Regions from separate parts of the Homo sapiens genome. Here region 2 is linked to region 1. A link is a loop called in an ENCODE intact Hi-C map of the cell type or tissue named here. Cell type or tissue: ovary. All regions are shown on one strand.

The links. A loop is a pair of places that touch in the nucleus more often than their neighbours do. Peaks named below come from ENCODE experiments on the same cell type or tissue, not always from the same donor. Only the 100,000 strongest peaks of a DNase experiment are listed, where the experiment ranks them.
Region 2: it touches region 1 in a loop (7-fold over the local background); 1 of 110 quality-filtered maps calls a loop at or near these places.

The regions. Positions count from the first base shown.
Region 1 is chrX:47,314,019-47,316,518 of GRCh38, reverse strand. No RefSeq gene overlaps it. Among named protein-coding and RNA genes, the nearest start is that of ZNF157, 55 kb to the left of the region's middle. In ovary, no CTCF peak of the experiment used is centred here; no DNase peak of the experiment used is centred here.
Region 2 is chrX:48,053,890-48,056,389 of GRCh38, reverse strand. It overlaps ZNF630-AS1 (ZNF630 antisense RNA 1), which reads right to left and starts at 80. Exons shown (of 2, transcript NR_046742.2): 1 at 1-80. In ovary, no CTCF peak of the experiment used is centred here; no DNase peak of the experiment used is centred here; H3K27ac peaks cover 732 bases.

The DNA of each region.
Region 1 (2,500 bases):
TGCTTGTTTTGAGCCTAGGAGAGAAAAGTGCATAACAGCATGGGGCAGCCCCTGCGTTACCATGGGAACAGAAGGCATGGCAGCAAGGAGATCAATAAACAGCCCCTGGAGTGAAAAGAAAGGAGGGCTGCAGACAAAGGCAGAAGCCGAGAGAAAGCCTAAGGAAGGCTGCCTAGATGGCTGGCCACCGCGCTTGGACGGGAGTCAGGAAACAAGAGCGTCTGGGAAGCTTATCTGTATGAAATCATTTTTTCCCAGGCCATTTTCCTCTTCATCGTTTATTCTTTCTGTTGATTTGTAAAACCTTTCACTGAAGCTTTTATCAGAAAAATGTACAAAGCAGCAGGACAGTAGCCATGGAAGCCAAAATCCACTAAGGAGTGGAGTGTGTAACCACTCACCTGCCAGGAAAAAAATATATACACAACCCATGGGTCCAACTGACCGAATTATTCCAAAGTGAATACACATTCCCCACAGTGACAATGCTTAGGTCAAGGAACAGAACATCACCAGCACCCCCGGAACCTCCCTTTGTGTCCTTCCCAAGCATTTGCTCCTACCCTCACTTGTTGCACCGTAGATTCATTTTGTCTGTTCTTTTTTTTTTTTTTTTTTGAAACGGGGTCTCCCAGGCTAGAGTACAGTGCAGTGGCGTGAGCTGAGATCACTGCAACCTCTGCCTCCCAGGTTCAAGCGATTCTCCCGCCTCAACCTCCTGAGTATCTGGGATTACAGGTCCATGCCACCACTCCCCATTAATTTTTTTTGTATTTTTAGTAGAGACGAGGTTTCACCATGTTGGCCAGGCTGGTCTCGAACTCCTGGCCTCAAGAGATCTGCCCGCCTTGGCCTCCCAAATTGCTGGGATTACAGGCATGAGCCACCAAGCCCAGCACTCCCTGTGCTTTTTAATGTATCCGTATAAGAAAATTTAGTTTTATGACAATATTGCCAGCAATACAAAGTATATTTTTAATCCAGACTCCTGAGGACAAGAATCTGAATTTATCCTGCATAGAAGATTAGAGAAGAAATAAACAAGTAACCATGTGTTAAAAGACATTTAGACATTTGGATAGTAACGTTGATTTAAATATAATTCTCTGGCAATGGAAAGTTGTTTTGTTTACAGCCCTTGAGGGTTTGCAAAAAGTCACTATGGTCGGGTGCAGTGGCTCACGCCTATAATCCCAGCACTTTGGGAGGCCGAGGCGGGAGGATCACCTGAGGTCAGGAGTTCAAAACCAGCCTGACCAATATGGCGAAAGCCTGTCTCTACTAAAAATACAAAATTTAGCTGGGCATGGTGGTGCGCGTCTGTAATCCCAGCTACTCGGGAGGCTGAGGCAGAAGAATCGTTTGAACCCGGGAGGTGGAGGCTGCAGTGAGTTGAGATCGTGCCACTGCACTCCAGCCTGGGCAACAGGGCGAGACTCTGTCTCAAAATAAATAAATAAGTAAATAAATAAATAAATAAATACTGATAAGATTCTAAGCTATAAGGCCTGTCTCATTGTATAAATTGTATGTGGAGGGCTCTAGCCAGGTGCCCTGGCAGCCTGGCATTTCTCCGCATAGGCTACAGAGTCAAAGCTTGGGAGCAGTCACCTGAATCCTGGTGGCATGCCCTGGCATCTTCGCCTGGAACACAGCAGTCCTGTGAAGAGCTATCACAAAGCTGTTTCTCATCTGCCTCCCTGGTTCTTTTTTTTGAGACAGGGTCTTGTTCTGTCACCTAGGCTGGAGTGCATGATCACGGCTCACTGCAGCCTTGACTTCCTGGGCTAAAGCAATCCTCCCACCTTGGCCTCCTGAGTAGCTGGGACTATCGGTGCATGCCACTACGCCTAGTTAATTTTTGTATTTTTTTGTAGACACAGGGTTTCACCATGTTACCCAAACCGATCTCAAATTCCTGGGCTCAGCTGGGTGCAGTGGCTCACGCCTGTAATCCCAGCACTTTGGGAGGCCGAGGTGGGTGGATCACCAGAGGTCAGAAGTTTGAGACCAGCCTGGCCAACATGGTGAAACCTTGTCTCTACTAAAAACACAAAAATTAGCCAGGTGTGGTGGTGGGTGCCTGTAATCCCAGCTACTCGGGGGGTTGAGGCAGGAGGACTGCTTGAAACTGGGAGGTGGAGGTTGCAGTGAGCCAAGATCACACCACTGCACTCCAGCCTGGGTGACAGAGAAAGATTCCGTCTCAGAAAAAAAAAAAAAAAAACTCCTGGGCTCAAGCGATCTACCTGCCTCAGCCTCCCAAAGTGTTGGGATTACAGGTGTGAGCCACTGCACCCAGCCTGTCTCTCTGGTTCTGATGACACAGGGGACTTTCTGCCTCAGCAGGCCTGCCCCTTAGGGTACAGTGGAAGATTTCACTGTAATTCTCAATTCCATTTTTTTTTTTTTTGAAACAGAGTCTTGCTCTGTCACCCAGGCTGGAGTGCAGCGGCACAATCTCAGTTCACTGCAACCTCTGCCTCCCGGGTTCAAGCAA
Region 2 (2,500 bases), 740 kb before region 1:
TGGTTTGGCAGATACTCTCAAAGTGAAGGGGTAGCAATAGTGGATGCGTTTGTGTACTCCCAAAATTCATATTTTGAAACCTAATTACCAAAGTGATGATATTAGAAGGTGGGGCCTTTGGGAGGTGATTTGATCTCAAGGGTTCTGCCCTCATGAATGGGATTAGTGACCTAATAATAGAGGCCTGACGGAGCTTGTTTGCCCCTTCCACCATGTGAGGATACATCAAGGAGATGCCATCAATGATAAATGGGCCCTCGCCAGACACCAAATCTGCTGGCACCTTGATATTGGATTTGTCAGCCTCTAGAGTCGTAATAAAGAAATTTCTGTTGTTTATAAGTTACTCAGTTTATGGTATCTTTGTTATAGCAGCCTGAGCAGACTCAGACAGTGGAGTGTCTGTTTTGTTGAGGTTGCTGTGGCCGAGCTTCTGCGGTCTGATTTCCTGTGAAGTCAGTGCTTGCAGCAAGCCACAGGAACAGTGAAGAATTTCCTAAAAATCTCCCAGAGTGTGGATGGACATTGTTTTTTTGTTTGTTTGTCTGCTTGTTTTGAGACGGAGTCTTGCTCTGTCACCCAGGCTGGAGTGCAGCTGCGCGATCTCAGCTCACTGGAAGCTCTGCATCCCGGGTTCATGCCATTCTCTTGCCTCAGCCTCCTGAGTAGCTGGGACTACAGGCGCCTGCCACCATGCCTGGCTAATTTTTTTTTGTATTTTTAGTAGAGATGGGCTTTCACCGTGTTAGTCAGGATGGTCTCGATCTCCTGACCTCGTGATCCGCCCACCTTGGCCTCCCAAAGTGCTGGGATTACAGGCGTGAGCCACTGTGCCCGGCCAGACATTGTTTTTTCATGTTCAGCAAACCTTTGTTGAGCATGTACTGCATGGCAGACCCCATTGAGTTGTTTTTTTTGTTTTTTTTTTTTTTTTTTTTTTTTTGAGACGGAGTATCTCTCTGTCTCCAGGCTGGAGTGCAGTGGCATGATCTCAGCTCATCTCAACCTCTGCCTCCCGGGTTCAAGCGATTTTCCTGCCTCAGCCTGCTGCGTAGCTGGGACTACGGGTGCACGCCACCATGCCTGGCTAATTTTTTTGTATTTTAGTGGAGACGGGGTTTCACCATGTTGGCCAGGATGGTCTCGATCTCCTGACCTTGTGATCCGCCCACCTCTGCCTCCCAAAGTGCTGGGATTACAGGCGTGAGCCACCACGCCCAGCCTATTTTGAGTATTCTACAGTGAACAAAGCAGAAAAAATAGTTCCTGCTTTGTGGGGACATGGATAATAAAAAGGTGATACATAGATAGTTATAGGTTTCTGTTGTGTGCATGTGTGTGTCTGTGTGTATAAGTATTCATCCTCTGGTGATGAATGAAAGTAAATCAAGATAGGGGAACAAGGAATCACCTGTGGATGTGGGGTGGGCAGGGAAGGTCTCAATAATAGGGTGCCATTTGAGCAGAGATCCAAAGGAAGTGAAGGAGGATTTGAAGTAGGTCATGCCAGGCAGAGGGAATAGCAAGTACAAAAGCCCTGAGCCAGAGGATTAGCTGCCATCATGCTTCTTTGCAGCCTCAAGTCACATCTCCAGTGTATCAGCAAAACACCTCAAGGATTTACTTGAAATGGTCCCAGGTTGTAGTGACCCAAGATGCCTGAGAGAAGTAAACATAAATCCACTTTGGTGTAAGCCACCTTTCAACCCACAGATAAAATTTCAAAATATAGGAACCCACAGTGTAAAAACTCATAGTGCACACAAGATAACAAGACACAAAACACTATTAGCAAGATTCATAAAAAACGACAGTCAAACCTATACAACTTCAGATATAGAAGTTATTAGACATAGACCGTTTAGTATAGGCTGGGTATGGTGGCTCACACCTGTAATCCCAGCACTTTGGGAGGCCAAGGTGAGAGGATGACTTGAGGCCAGGAGTTCAAGATCAGACTGGATAACATAATGAGACCCCATCTCTATGAAAAATAAAAAAATTAGCCAGGCCTGGTGGTATGCACCTGTAGTCCTAGCTACTCAGGAGGCTGAGGTAGGAGGATTGCTTGAACCTCAGAAGTTAAGGCTGCAGTGAGCCATGATTGTACTCCAGCCTGGATGACAGAGTGAGACTATGTCTCAAAAAAAAAAAAAAAGTACACATTTAAAGTAACAAAAGAAGGTGTGCTTGTTTGCTAGGGCTGCCATAATAAAGTACCATAGACTGAGTTGTTTAAAAGATAGAAATGTATTATCTCACAGTTCTGGAGGCCAGAAGTCTAAAATCAAGGTTTTGGAAGGGCTAGTTTTTTTCTGAGGCTGTTAGGGAATGACTACTCTGCCATTAGCACTGCAGAGTCAATTGAACCTCTTTCCTTTATAAATGCCATTAGCAGAGTAGTCATTGAAAGAGAATAGAGACCAGAAAGAGAACAAAATACAAGTGAGAATTTACAAACATAAGTGACTGATATGGTTTGGCTGTGTTCCCACCCAAA